2 separate regions of the Mus musculus genome follow, and region 1 is linked to region 2. The links are chromatin loops, found by intact Hi-C in ENCODE. Cell type or tissue: left cerebral cortex. All regions are shown on one strand.

Region 1 (8,000 bases), 110 kb after region 2:
AGTTTAATGGAGCAAAGTTTTCTAGCTTTTAAGATTCCTCAAACACATTTTATTTAAAAAAAAAAAAAAAGCTTGGGAGAATTGACATAAGGTTACTAAATTTTAGTTGAAAAACAATGTAAGACTTTATATAATTTACTTAGTAAACCTGTTATGTTGTTATATAATTTTCTGGATAAACCCAGAAAAAAAACTAGTCCCATTTTAAGTTTAACAAAGCTGACTGGAAGAACCAAAGTATGATTGATCCTACCCAGCTGACATTGCTAGCCTGCACGGGCTCCTCTCTGACTCTCTGAGCATAATGGCTCTGTATAGTGTTTTCAGTCCATCTGGCTGCCTCTCCTGTTTCCTTCACTTGGTTGATGTCTGTTGTTTCTTGGGTGTCTGACTAGAGGGCCAGGGAAGCGTTCTAAGAAACTTTAAGAACTGTTACTATTTCCACAAATTAGATGAAAGCAAAGTTCAACTGGCTCAAACTTTGGCAAGTGCAGCACTCACCACGTCTGCTGCTGTGAGCATTCTGAGAAGAGTATTTGAACCTGCGTAATTTTGCTTCCAGGCACCTGACACAGGAAGGGACTATTTACCATGTATTTAAGTACATGCTGAATGAATTTAACCAATATTTATAATATAAAGTTTGCTGTGGGCTTTGAACCAGAAGATTGGGTTCTCTTCTTTTGACTAGTAAAGATTCCACAAGTAATTTCTGCCCTGGCCCTGTTTCCACACCCTTAGATACATCTCAGAAACTCTCTGCGCTTCCACACTCTGTTTACTCTTTCATCGCTTTCTGCTTATTTTTTTCATCCTTTATTAGAAGCAGTTCAAGGTTGTTTCAGATGCTTTCCCCCAAAGCTGTGGTGTGTAAATAAATAAATAAAAGCCTAATAAATGTAATAGCTCACCTGTTCCAGAAATAAAATGCTGACATTTCAAATGTTCCTCATTGTAAAGGTTAGATGATTAAACGTATTCCTTTTCTGCTGCCTCAGATTATTCAAATAAACATCAACCTCACGCAAACCACACAAACCACATCAGGCTTCGGAGCACAGGTAGCTTTGAGGAACAGATAGATATTTGAAATCAGGAGAAAGGAAAACACAGGTATAGCATTCTAGTTTAAAAACAAACAACCTCAAGAAAGCCACCAAATCTATTTATGCATATTACCTGCCCTTTCCAAATACCAAGAAATCCAGCTGCCAGCCAAGTTATTTCTCATAAATGTTGTCGATGCACAAGACTGTTGCTTCCTGAACCTATGCAGATCTGCTGTTAGCCTTCTTAAACCATCAGACTGGCTCCCCCAAGCTATGTAAATAACACTTAAAACTGGACCAAATCTCAATTAAGCCTCAAATTCCACGTTATTTTCTAACAAAGAAGACTTAATCCAAAACACACAGAGACTGATAATCCCTATTTGCCTTCATTCCTCCTCTAAGGATGTCACAGGCAGTATCTTTCATTGCTTTGCTATCTTGGGGAAAAGCTCAAAAAGGGAAAGTTCCCACGATAGATAAACCATCTGAATTTTGTCTAATGCTCACCTGTCCAAACATGCCAGAATCCTCCAAACAGATACAAAACCTCTCAGAGTCCCAGGCACCACCATCCTTTCCCATGTATGTTAAACAAAGTGTAGCAGGAGTTGAGGGACTGGCCCAGGGCTACACAGAAACAGCCAGGCTAAGAATCCTCCTCTACACCTACAGCACAGAGGGCAAGCTAAAGGATCTTGTGGCAAAGGAAAGGTTAACAGCTCAGGGAGAAATCAACATTGGTCCTTGGCACATGCTTAAGCATTCCATGAGCCAGGGGATCATCTCTGTTATCATCTTTTGAGTATTTTCCAGTTGCCGATGTCCTTGTCCCCGAAGACACAGAGCACACTCAATCAGTATGCACAGCTTTTTTATAAAACAGCTAGTACTCAGCTCTGAGCCGGAGGCTCTTCTGAGGGCAGGGAACACACCCTTGGCACACACTTGATGAGCTACCTTGAATTTAGTCTAATTCCACAGGGCAAGCACCTCCGATAAAAGGCTTAATGTGAGTAAAAACACGCCATTTTCAACCCATCTGGGAAAATAAAGGCATTCGCTCTCCTGAAGAGCAAGAACAGCAGCTTTGGCACAGAGCCTGGCATCTTGCTTGGGAAGCACAGCAACTTTTGTATTCATATGAGTTGAAAAACAATCCTGACTTTGAGCATCAGCCTCATTAGACAGTGAGGATTCCTGAGCACTGTTGCCAGGTCAGGAGCAGGAGTTGTAGGGTCAGATCTGGCTCTCACTTTCAGCTCCAAAATGACCAACAATACCATTATGTGGACGCTATTATACATGCAGTGATATGTAGACATAGAGGGGTATCAGGTACCAGTTGCTGGTTTAATTCTTATGGCAACCTAATAGATTTTTTTTTACTTTATAATAAACCTATAATATCAGTTCACATTCTACAAGTGCTGCTGTTCTTTAGTTACCTCCCAGTTTGACTTCTACTAGATGGATACCAACTGCCCTCACTCCACTTTGTCTATTGTGTACTTCTCAAATGAGAATCTGAGAAATTTATGAAAAGACAAGACTCTTACCTTACCATCATTATCGTCAGTATCATCATCACCATCACCACCATCACCATCATCGTTATTTAGGCCACAGCTTTCGCTGGCTAAAATTTCAAACTTGAGCACCCCCAGCTGTTCAGCCCCTCATGAGGGACTTCTAGCTAGCACATAACAGGTCATAGCAATGACCCATGAGTCAGAACAATGGAAGGACCCCCAATAGCAGACGCTGAGGAGGTCACATGGTGTGGCTCTTTGAATGAGAAATACTGCCTCATAGGTCCATGCTTTTGAAACACTTGTTGACCCTATTAGTAGAATTGTTTGCAGAGACTGTAAAACCCTTAGGAGTTGGAACCATGATAGGAAATACATCCCCATGGCAGACTTGGAGAGTTTATTGCCTCTGTCCCATATCCACTTAGCTCTCTCTGCTTTGCATTTGCCTGGCCCCCTGGTACCCCCTCTCCCCTGCCATGATAGCCTCTGTCCCTGGAACTATAATCCAATAATTCCTTCTTCTAAAAGATGTGCAGCAAGAGCAGAGCCAGAAGATGCCAGGCTTGCGCATTGACAGCCTGCTTTATTAAGAATGAATCCACTCCTGCCAGGCTCAACCAAGAGGAGAGCAGCACTGACACCTACAAAGACATCATGACCCAGTCATCATTAACAGATCATCTCTTAAAGTCTCATCACCTTTCAATACCCCTCCATTGGGGAGGGAGGTGTTAGGGACCAAACTTCTAGCTCATGAATGTGTCAAATGAGGAAAAGGCAATCCCCCCCGGGCATAAGATGGTTTTCATGAGATTGAACATGGTTTTGTTTCTCAAGGGACAACACAGGACACTGTTCTCATCTGATGGACGTTACCAGCATCTTTTGTTTCTTTCCTCCCTTAGCATCTTTCTCTGCATTGAGTATTCTAAAGACATGATTGTTAGTATAAGCTTACTGCCAACTTGTTCGTATCCTGATTAAAAACCCAATGTGCATGCACCCGGAGAAGCCCAGCAGAAGCAAGGTGTACGCCACACTGAGAAGGATCTAGACTTAGACTGGAAACAATGGCACTCAGCAGAGAAAGTGAGCCCTTCCCGGAACAACTACCCTTTCTCGGAAATAATGGAGTTATGCAAGTTAAGGAGGACTTAATCTGAGTTTGCAGAAAACCTATCATAATGATGCAAAGAGCTATAAAGACAAGCACTTCCTAAATGCTCAGTTCCCACACCAGTAAATTAGGATCAGTGTGTTCAAGGTCTCAGAGCTTAATTTCTATGTGTGGTCAGATTTGAGTCTGCAGTAAGTCAGGTCTTTTTGTCCATTTTATGGCTATTCTTTACCCTATATACGAAGACAAACTATATTCAGGTGGTGTGAACACATTGAACCTCCCATGCATATGTGCTTGATGATCAACTCTTATGCATGATTTTCATCGACCTGCCCACTTCTTCCTGCAGCTACACTGTACAAACCAGTTCTAGGGAAGACTATAGTCCAATGACTACATTCTGATGTATTTAGTGTGAGAGCAAGCCTTGATCTAGAGCCCTCAGAAGGGAGAGAGAGAATCTCAGTAATTCTAACATCACTCTGCCAACCCAGCACATAAAAAACGGAATTGCAGAGAATGCTACATCCACACAAATACTGGGAGGGAATGGATGAGTGCATCCCATCCCTCCTCCTGGTAAATCGTTCTCAAATATGCTTCTTCAAAATAACATCCCCTTGAGTTGCGCACTGTCTTCGGTGGTGACTTTACCCATGGTGCAGCTCTGTTTAGCTGCTTCTGTTATTCCTGGTTCTACTCCCACTAAATTACACAGCCCTATTTGCATTTCCACAAGACGACACATGCTAGCCTTTTTCCATAAAAGGAGAAGTATGATTCAACTCTGAGGATGCCTGACTTCATATAATTATCTCAGAGTCTGAATTTCTAGCCTTGCTGCAGACTTCATTTCTAATTGCCACCCAGGCACTCATACTGCTGAAAACTCCAGACTCAGAGGCGCAGTATCACCTTTCTAGCCTCAATGCACCTTGTTGACTTTTGCAAATATATTAGTTTTCTCTTCCCTGTGAGCAAACCCTTACAGAAACAATGTAAAGGAGAAAGTGTTTACTTTGGCTCAGAGTTTCATGGTGCTTCGTCTCACTGATTCTGTCTTTCAGAACATCATGTGTTAAGGATGTCTGATAGGTGAACTTTGCCATGATAGGCAGGGGACAGAGAAAAGGGGAAGGGGTACATGAAGAAACCAGGGCAAGATTTAGATCCCAGTGACCCACTTCCTCCAAGAAGGCTTTACCTTCTACCTTTCGTAGCTTCCTGTTCTGTTATTGTATGATGAACACATCAATGGAGCAATCCATTCCCTATGCCAGAACCCCCATGGTCTAATCATTTGGGACAGTCTCACAGAAATCCCCGGAGGTAGAGCTCACTAACAATCCTAAACTCTTATACTATCTATCACTGTTAAGCATCTTAGTACATCTCCTTTTCGCTTCAATTCTAAATCATCAACTTTCCACTAACCTTTCATTCCTCTGGATGTTTGCCTGCTGTTGCCTTCACCTTCCTGTTACTGTTCAAACTGTTGGGAAATGATGCCCCTAACCTCCATCTATGCATCCCATCAGATGAACAGATTTTCTCTATTACCTCTGTAAACACACTATAAACTCCAGTTTCAAGTAGCAGAGGCAGAGATGGGGATTAAAACAGCAGGGTCACTGAGAGGAATGAACATCCAAGAACAGGTTATAAAGAAATGAGGAGGTAATGCAGAGAAAGCAAGAAGCCCAGCAGGCTAGGCTTGGCTGAAGTTTCATGGTGCTTCGTCTCGCTGATTCTGTCTTTCAGAACATCACGTGTTAAGGATGTCTGATAGGTGAACTTTGCACTGAAGCACTGAAGGCTGAATCGTATAGCAGCCTTGCCTTTTGATTCAGTAAGAGATTGTTTGCATCTTTAAGTATATCAGTTGTTAGCTAGGGTTTACCCCTGGTCAGATGGCATAGATTCCCAGGCTCCTCAGAGCAAGGGCAGGCCCATCATTAGCCATTAGCAGCAAACACATACAGAGTTTGGGTGCACCAGTCAGATCTGTGTAGAACATAGCAGGGGCTACTGCTCACGCTGGCACTTAACAAAAGGCATAACAAGTAGTAACAGGGTCAAGTCTGGAAACAGCAACAGCCACGAGTTTCCTTTGCTTGTTTATTTTACGTTTTTCATAACAGAATGAGTAAAAATTACCCAGTCATTATCAGTAACGAGAAGCTGCTACAAGCCAAGAAGGCCAATCGAAGAACTTTGTAGTAATAGTGAGGGTCTTCTTTGTTCTGTAAAAGTATTGTGGTACAGAAGAAAGGAAACCTCTTCGAGGACACAGCAGCAAGTAAAAATGAGGAGAAGAGTCTGGTTTCTTCACTGCCCACTTGACTTTCAATTTTCTGCCTGGACCTCCTATTAGCTGAGTCTATGCAGATGTCATAGAGGAAGGGAGCCCGGACAATGTGGCTCTTTCTCACTGACAGCAGAGTAGGGGAGGGCAGAAAGAACAAGAGCCAATATGTGATACTAATGCCATTCCTCTGTTACATGCATAGACTTCTGCTCGCACTAAGCAAGTTGTATGCTTACCCAGCAGCCATTTTTCTTCTGTTCTATAGAATTAACCAGTTTGGGGACATACATATCTCTTTAGATTAAAATAGAAGTAATCACATTTTTGTCACGTCCCACTTAGCGCAATCAAATATGTACCATGTGTTGTTTCTCTGGCTCCGATCCTAGCTCCCAAACTGTGCAAAAGACCAATCTTGACAACGACGCTTCTACTGGATGCCCATTCCCAGCCCCAAATTAGAACCAAGCAGAGAAACAAGAAAGAGCTCAAGCTTTTGAAAGTGGCAGAGTGGATGGGGGAGATGCAGGAAGGACATGAGGGCCTTTGCCGACATTAGCCGGCAGACAGGGCCAACAGTCCAGGGTCAGTCCAGGAAGCATCAATAACTATATTCTTTTCGACATTTCACGAGGCACTGAAGAACATAATTAAGCATTGGCCATAGGTCCATGTTTAGCTAGCACATTTACATGTGTCTTTAATTATTCTTTTTCACACTAGAACAGTACTCAGATCACCCAAGAGACAGCTGAGACAAAGACCATCCCAGGAGACTTAACTAAGTGATTAGAGGCTTATCGGGAATGAGAGAAAGCCAAGCCTTTAGGTGTTGTTCTCTACCGTGTGGGAATTACACAGCGGCGGGTGGGAGCAACTACCATGGATTTGCTATGAGTGGGATAATTTCTCAAGTCTACAAGTACTATCGGAAGACATTACCCTGTTGCTACTTGGTAAAGTGAAGAAGATCAATTGAATTCTGCCAGCACTCTTGACTCTATATTGCTTTAAAGCAGCATGAAAAGTCTGTAAGTTATAACCTTCTACCAAGCCTATAGTGGATTTTGGAGACAAGTACAAGCTTATGCAATAAATAGTCTTTTTACCCAGGTACGTCAGCACACAGTTAGCGGGACTTTATTTGTGCTGGCAGTGATGACTGAATACTCCTCTTAAATGTTGCATTTAAAAAGTTTCAGTTCTCAAGGAATTTATACACTTGAGAAAATGACATAGAGTGAAATGCAATATCAAGCACTTACATCTTCCCTACACCCTCTTTCTAAATAGCCTCTCAAGCTGTCAAATCAATCTTGAGATGCACCATAAGGGCATCCAGTTCTCTATTTGCTGAGATGAGAAATCAAATCCACAATCATAACAAACAAGCAAATCCATCCCCACTGCCAATACGCATGTGGGATGCAGTTCATTTTCAGTGATTAACAACTTTTGAGAATCAGAATTCAGATCATTATACTGTAAAAATTTCCCTTGAAAATCCAAATGAATTACTCTGACTTGCCAAGGACTTTAAAAAAAAATCAACAATTAAGCCAGCTGATTTTTCTAGTAAGAGAAGAACAATATATCATTAATGTCAGCAGAATATGATTGATGATAATAACACAAGTGTGTCAACAGAGTGTTGATGAATTTTGCATTTTTAAGGTATTTTACCCCTGAAGGCAATTTATAAACTGTACAACTGCTTCTTCTCAGTGTAAGGTTTATTTTTCTTTTAAATATCAAAACCAGGGATAAAGCCGGGAGGTGGTGGCACATGCCTTTAATCCCAGCACTTGGGAGGCAGAGGCAGGCAGATTTCTGAGTTCGAGGTCAGCCTGGTCTACAGAGTGAGTTCCAGGACAGCCAGGACTATACAGAGAAACCCTGCTCAAAAAAAAACAAAAACAAAAAACAAAAGACAAAAATCAAAAAACAGGGATAAAATAATTCCTCCGGGCTTAGCGAGACTTTCTCTA
Region 2 (8,000 bases):
TGACTTTTGGGTCCATGTTCATCATTGATTGCTTTGTCCTAGGTAGCAATAGGTTTCATACATCATGCATACTCCCATCAAGCTAACACACTTGAATATAACTATGTAACAAGCTGCTCTGATCCAGGGCTATGGTTCAATAGTAGTGGGTAAAACTGGGCTGTAGAAGGCCTTGGGTCTTTTCTTTCTCTAGTAACACTCAAATGAGAGAGAGAGAGAGAGAGAGAGAGAGAGAGAGAGAGAGAGAGAGAGAGAGAGAGAGAGAGAGAGAAGAGAGAGAGAAGAGAGAGAATCTATAAGTAAAATACTATAAAATCTAACAAGTAAAATAAGTATAATGAATTGGATTCTTATAAAATGGAATCTTGAATTTTATTTTAATGGTTAATCATCGATGTTTGTACTACTGAGTGTTATTAGCAATGGATCACTTTCCATGCATGTTGTAACTGTTGATTGAAAACCTTCGGGCTAGAGAAAAGAAAGAGATGTGGAGATCAACTAGAGGGAATCCAAGCACCAAGAGGAGGAGAGGATGGTGAAATGATGACTGGCTTTGGAAGTCTGAGCATGGAGCAGACTTTCCCAGGTATTTTGGAGCCACTAACTGAGCAGTGCAGATTTGAGACTCTCACGACAGACCCCATGTATCAGATGCTCTGCTGAAGGACCAAGGACTCAGACGTTCCTCCTGTGCCATGCCTAATCCCACAGCACACTTTGACCAGCACTAGTCAAGGCGACCATGCCCCTCTCAAAGCTCTCTCACTTAGAGCAACAACCCAACCATATAGCTTTGCCCAGTGACAGGTGTGTCCTTTTCAAACCTAAGCTGTGACAATACAGATGACCCTACGTGCAATACATCCTACCCTGCTTCCTCCTTTACAAAGAGCTCATTAAGCTTGTGGAAATGTTAAACATCACCTCCCTAGGAGAGTTTTAATGGGTACTATACAAACAAATCAGTATTTATTCTTGTGCCCTCCTTTAGAAATAAAGAGCTTCTATGGAGTTATGTGCGGTGAGCATCCATAAAACACTCCAGGAAAATACACTTACTTCTGGGATACCTTCATTTTCTGCTCGAGGCTCAATCTGCCCCGTGAAAGGCTCTAAGCAGAAGGAAGGGAAAGGGCAGTGTGAAAGGATGAATTGAAAGGAGAAACGAAAAGTGGGCAGCCCGTGCTTTTTACACACGCTCTTTGTGCTAAGGGCTCCCATGCTCACAAAAGCTGTACTTCAAACACAGGTCAGATGCTTCAGGGAGCTTGGCCTCCATGCAACAATCAGGAACTGGGGCAGCGAGGCTGTGGAGCACAAAGGCCCTTCCTTTAAAATAGAGTTCTAGGGACTGGGGTGGAGCTTTCTGCAGTCTGCTTACCCACCACCATGGCCACCTCATCTTCCTCTTCATCCTCCTCCTCCTTCTTTTCCTCCTCACTGAAGAGTAAGAAGGAAGGCAGATAGGCAAAGAGAGTCAGTGGGTTTTCCTCTTGCAGCAGCGTGCTTTAATCTATTATTCTTCAAACTATCTCTAGGTGACTGCAGGTGACTCTGTCTTCTACTCTAGGATACTTGTTTCTATCACATTGAAAAATCAGAGGGGGAAATTCCTCAGTAAGTTAAAAACTAAATCTTACTTTGCAGTGAAGGTCATGTGGGACTTATGTTTCCTTCGTGATTTAGGCTGACATCTCTTTTGTCTTGAAGTTATACACAGGCAGAGTCTCTTTTACTGAAACATGTTTGGGTAGCTAAGCAACCTGGGGCTGGAGATCTTGCTTAACTGCCTAGGGCTAAGTGTGCTCAATCGCTCCTACCCAGAGCTGCTTGCCTGTGCTTTGCTGCCCTCGGGTTACCTAACTGGAATGCTGTCCTTAGAACACAAGCCTCCTCAGCCAGAAGAAGAAACTGGAGGCTGATATTACTCAGACATAAAAGGAAATTGGAGAGGTGTTGCAGATGTGTCAAAAGGTAGAAGAGAAGGCCAAGAAGGCAGCCACTTAGATGGGCCCATTGACTGCTATTTTCCATAGTTCACTGGAACAATAGAAGCCTTAGGCATGGCCCATCTGCGGCTGGGAAGGAGTCCATTGATTCTCCATACAGTCAGGAGAAGGTTAGCTAACCTGTTTTCATCCCGAAAAAAATAAGCCAACTAAACTAGCTCTTGCAATCTACCCTGACAATGAGAAGAAATGATCCAGTTACTAAAAGCAAACCATTGTAATACAGATGCCTGGGTCTTATTTTTGTTAAGTTTATCTATTTCTATGTATGAATCAATATACCTAATATCTAGAAACAGTTTTGTGTTTGCTGGTAAGTGTCGTTTGTCCTAGAGACTTTAATGGTTTTATCATGACAATTTAGAATCCATGCTTCAGTTACTTGTTACATACTCCAATCTACTGCTTGGGTAGGAAAAGCAGGCTTGTAAAATGGCTTTAGGGGCTAGTGAACCCTCTATGGAGTTTACAATGTAAGCTTTTTGATGGTGGTTGTCTTAGTTGCTTTTCCTATTGTTTTGATAAGATACTCTTACAAAAGCAATTCAAGGAAGAACAGGGTCCTTATAAACTAACAGTTTAGGAGTACAGTCCCTTAGAACAGAATCTCACAGTTGAGGGGTGCAGTCCATTAGGACAGAGAAGTCAAGGTGCAATAGCTTGAAGTAGCTGGTTACATTGCAACCAGAAGCAAGATCAGAAAACAATGGATTACTACGTGCATGGCAGTTTTCAGCTGGCTCTCTCTCTCTCTCTCTCTATTTTTTTACAGTCCTCAATCCCCTACCCAGGGAAGTGGCACCACCCATAGTGGGCAGGTCTTGTCACATCAATTAATGTAATTAGGATAATGGCTCACTGGCACTCTCAAAATCTCATCAAACTGAGGATTAACACTAACCAGCACAGCAGCCCCTTTCCTAAGTGATACTAAACTCAGCTTCAGTGTACCCTTGTGGGAAACATAGCAACCTTCAGCCACACTCTGCAGCCAGATGCTTCAATTCTAGCAAAGAGAATAGCAAGTAGAAGGTATCATTGAGAAAAATTCCCATTGGCGAAGATAACATGAAGGGGCAAGTTTTGATGGAAAAGACCAAGAATTGCAGGTCATAGAGCTTGCTGAGTAAGTCCCTGGCTAGATTTTAGACTCTGCCTACCACTGCCCATGAAGTGCTTTCATTTAGCCTATCACATGTGCATACACATGAAATAGCTGAGACTCTGCTGTGGGAGGGGTAGCCACTGATCTTCTGGTTAAAACGGGAGTGGGACTATAGAGAGAGGACCTGCAATTAGATTTTATATTAGTCATTTTGAAATTCAAAGGGAGTGGAGTGCTTTAATCTGTGTTCGCTCAAGTTATTTGGCACAGAAAGAATAAAATCAAGCCTTTGCTCCACATCACAGCCACTGGGTCACTGTCAAATCCAAGCTTCTTCTGGCTTTGAGAAATCTATGTGCCATCATCAATTTTCATCTCTGCACATTCTTCTCTCTGGTGGAAATGATGTGTGGGAAAAGCTAAAGTTGTTTATTGACCAAGGGAAAGGTAATCTGCATAACATGAAAATTCACAAATGGACAGAAGAGTAGAAAGAGGTTTCATCTTTCCTCCTGCTTGCTAGATGTCTGAAGAAACGCACACAAAGACTCTGCTTGACCTTGCTGTGTGCTAGATGATTTTCTCAATAATGTTCATCCCCTGTCCAGTTATCCAACAATGTCACTTTGAGTCTTCTGCAGCAGCATAGAACTCAGAGCTGCCTATGCAGTTTACTCTTTGTTTCCATATTCTGCAAGCTAGCCTCATGCTCAACTTCTGAAGACAATTTGGTCAAACAGATAAGAAGCATGGGTTAGGAGAGTGGTGCTCTAGCATCAAATGCACTAAGAGATTCACAATACACTTTATTATTTGGGTCCTTGTAACCTAGACATGGTGCACACCAGGCACATCCTCTACTACTGAGCTATATCCCCAGCATGGTAGGGTTCTGAATGACTGCCATGAAGTACTACGCTCTTGTTCACATATCCAAAGTTAAAGAGCAGACTTCACAGTTACCTTGCTCCTGCAGAGTGCCTGGGCTGAGAACATCTGTTACTGCCAAATGCCTGGAGCCTAAACACAGTTCCAGAAGTGAATCAGAATTGTAGAAGTGAGGTGGGAAAATAACTGGTGGAGGCAGTGCTCTGTGCTCACCATTCCTGGCGCATCATCTGACATCCACATTTTAAATTCAATGAGACATGATGTTCCGGCACTTTAATTCAATCAAACCCATTGTCCCAGTTAGTCATCTTTCTTACAACACACGTGTTGTATTACAATGTTTATATGGTACTTCACCTTTGATATCTTTCCCTGCTGCTCTGCCCCCATCTCTCCCATGGCTGGGGCTATCTCTGTTGTTTCATGGTTCCCAGACTCCCGGACAGCAGGGGTTAAAAAAACAGGGTGGGAATAAAGGAAAGAGACGGGGGGGGGGGGGGGACGGGACGGGACATGGGGACGGGGACATGGCATTCAGTCAGACTAAGAACTGAAACTCATCAGCAGAATGTGACTGTCATCTGGCTACTGGGCTAGCTCCAGCTCTTCCCTTTTTATTTAATCAACAAACATATCTAAAAAACCAAATAAGAAACAAGACAGCAAGTCCATTGGAAAGAATCAGAAAGACTGTGGAGCACACAGTTAAAGACTTATAAAAATGGCAGATAAAGTAGAATAGACTGCCATTCCGAGGAACAAAAAGCCGTTCCAGAAACTGGAATTCAGGTTAGCAGCTTGCTTAGACTTGACAACCCCAATTCAAGTCCTTAGTGTCTAGGACTGTCATGCCAGACAGACAATCTATTTCTACTCCCATTATTTGCTTTGAGTCTTCAGAATTTTTCAGTCTGACCCCAATCCATGGATTCATTGTTGCTTTGACATTGGGGCAACAGTGAGGACTTAGGTAAAGTGTGCCTTCCTCTTACTGCTCAGTGACAATACATCTCTTCCCATTCACCACACTGGCCCTGCCCAGGGAAGGCAGCCAAGTCTACCTAAGCACACCCTTCCATTCCTGTTCCTGTGTCACAATCACAGTGGAGAATAAGCCTGGTGAGAGGCAGGACAGGGGCTAGCTCCTGTCTCCATTCCTCTTAGTAATTAGTAAGCCACTGTTGCTGCCACAGTGGCCTCACGCTTCTGACTTCACCAACTCTTAGTTCCCTTCAAAAGCCCACTCTTGCAAAGATTGTTAGTGTATGATTTGGGGGATTCCATTTCCAACAAACAAGTAGACTTCGGAGGTGTGTGGTCAAACCGTCCTCACTCATTAGACACATATGACAGATCAGACTATCTCACCTGCAGGATTCAGTTTAGTAAAAGCACCATTCTCTCTGAGGTGGTGAATCGTTTTTAAATCAAAGCACCAATAACAAATCTTTCAGGCAATAGCTGGAGATTGCAATCAATGTGCTAACAGAATTATGTGTTAATTTCCTAGAAGGGAGATGCCCAAAATGGCTACACAAAGACGGTTTTACAGCTTATTCATGAGAAAACTACACACATGCTGACCTACCCGCCCAGTTACACCTTCCTTGAGAGAACCAAAGAGGGCAGTTTTGCTTGAGTAGTTTAAGAGACAAGAGCAAGAATGGGGTCAGTCTGAAGAGGCCCACTCATGCCTCAGGATGCCAGGCTTCGTTACTGAAATAACAGTCAGAGATGCCAAATGGAGGGGTGACATCTGGTTCAAGGAGAATAAAGGAAGTGGAACATGAATGATCCCAGCAAGAGCAGCAGCCCTCAGCCTCTTCCACCAAGGCTCTGCCCCCTTCTCTGCCTATTTTTCTACCTAACAACTGACCTCATCCAATATATTCTATATTTCACTTCGATTGGTTTGCTTCCCCTCCTGAGAAAGCAGGCTCATACCGGGAAGAGATTTGTGTCTGTTTTGTCCATTGTTCTGTCCTTAGCACTGGAGCGTGGTGCTCAGAAAGGGAAGTATTGAGTTAATGTACTATCCATTTTCTGACTCTATAAGGTGATAGGAAGTTCCTCACTGCGCCTTTCTTACAAAGCAGGGCTGTAGGCCTGCATGTGACCTGTATGTAACATAGATCTGGAGACTGATTCAAACAGTCTGAACTGAAGGTGAGGAAGCTTGGGATCCGACCATGTGGAATAGAATCCTAAGCCTTCTGCACGCAAGCTTGCTGTGTGAGCTTGACTTAGGGACACCCATGCAGAGCAGACGTGCATGTGGTGGGGGGTTTGCATTGTTGCACTTTAAGAAAGGCAACTTACCTCCTGTGTTTGAAGTAACCTCTCACATTCCCTCGAGTCTTCACAGTCATTTTATGAGTTCACATAGTTCAGTGGACTCTTGTTTGGTGAGGGAGTTCTCCCAGAGAGACTGCACTGGGTGGCCCCTATCAGAAAGAGAATGACATATATCTTCCTTGGCTATTTCATTCTTTCAGTTGATTTTCCAGTTGGCAAATGTTTGGCAGCTTTGTTACCAGTGTGTGACCTGAGGTCATGGTTTCTTACAGGCATGAAATCTGCCAAGCAACATGGACTCGCAGCTCCAGCACAATCCAGAGGTCCAGAGAGAAATATGAAGGGTGGAGAATGGTATAAAACAGCAGATTTATCAACTGTTTGGGAAAGCCATTCTCTGCAGTATGACTGGACACTACCCGCCGCAGGGAGCACTTCCGGTCTGAAAGGGTGTGTTGGGAAACCATGAAGGTTTCTCTGACTTTGATTTCCTTGAGCAGCAGGCACAGGCTCTATGTCCTCAGGCTCTTATGCTTTCTGTTTGGCTCTATTCATATCCAGAGCTTGTGGAGAACAAAATGAGAGCCAGCAAACTGCAAGAAGAATTGGAAAGCTATTTATACCATCTTTATCTTTTCACACGTAGTGTTTGCAGCACTTTCCGAAAGATGCCTTCCTGTGAGAGGCTGAGTGAGAACAATGTGTAAATGAAGTGACTGGGAGAGGCTCAGAGTGGCTATCCCACCAGCAGACTGTACAGGATGCTCACTAATTAGACTGGGGACATTTTGACTCTTGTTTTCTGGTTATTCTCTCTCTCTCTCTCTCTCTCTCTCTCTCTCTCTCTCTCTCTCTCTCTCTCTCCAGGCCACTGAGGATTCCAAGTGTCAGGTATCAATAAAAAATATGAAAGAGGCATCTCTGAACTGTCTAGATGTATCCTCTATACCCACTCCTGGTCTTCAGCAAACAACTGGAGAAAGAGGGGCAGAAATAGGGATTCAATGTACCCCTGAACTAATGATATGGCCATTCATTTACATTTCAATGTTATACCTTATTTTCTACCTTTACTTTCTAGTTGGATTTCCTAATAAAAGAGAGATTCTCTTGCTCACATGCTAATGCCTAGTGGCCTCCTTACATATAGTAGGTAGATACATTGTGGTGTTGAGCAGAGAGACTAGGTGTCACTGCCTAGTCCTCTCACATTGCAAGAATAACTTATCCAGAAGGAAGGGAAATCTGTGTGGGCACACATTGTTATAGATCCCTTGACAGCACAGGGCCAGGCAGTGTGGGTCTCAATTCTGGTTCTTGAGACTGAGTTGTTAGAGACGTCAAAACCTCCTTCCCATGCAGCAGGAGGCACGGTGTTGATAAGAAAGCAGGGCACTTCAAAAGCATCATCTTGGGCTAATTAAGATGAAATGAACTGCTTGCATGGCTTTTATTACTAGATAAGTGGTTCTTCTTTTCTGAGATGAGTCTGTCTGACACTTACTTAGAGCATATGGGGTCTATCAAAGGCACTGAGGAATGAGCCCATGGTGTACGTAGCTAAGGAAACACCCAGAAAAAAATGAAAGCTTGCTACTCTGTCTTCCGCAGGGTGAGAAAGCTGCCATGCTGAAGGAGTAAACTGATGCTTGTTAATGCCTGGGTTTTCCTTTTATTTTCTCATTGATTATTCGTAT

The links. Peaks named below come from ENCODE experiments on the same cell type or tissue, not always from the same donor. Only the 100,000 strongest peaks of a DNase experiment are listed, where the experiment ranks them.
Region 1: a loop joins it to region 2, with 2.4 times the contacts of the local background. A loop is called at or near these places in 2 of 42 quality-filtered maps.

The regions. Positions count from the first base shown.
Region 1 is chr16:49,629,310-49,637,309 of GRCm38, forward strand. All of the region lies in intron 2 of Gm31494 (a long non-coding RNA gene), which reads right to left. Among named protein-coding and RNA genes, the nearest start is that of Gm31494, 11 kb to the right of the region's middle. In left cerebral cortex, no CTCF peak of the experiment used is centred here; DNase peaks (open chromatin) are centred at 4,388 and 6,388; H3K27ac peaks cover 1,144 bases.
Region 2 is chr16:49,514,935-49,522,934 of GRCm38, forward strand. No RefSeq gene overlaps it. Among named protein-coding and RNA genes, the nearest start is that of Gm4802, 110 kb to the left of the region's middle. In left cerebral cortex, no CTCF peak of the experiment used is centred here; DNase peaks (open chromatin) are centred at 4,113, 6,945 and 7,587; H3K27ac peaks cover 525 bases.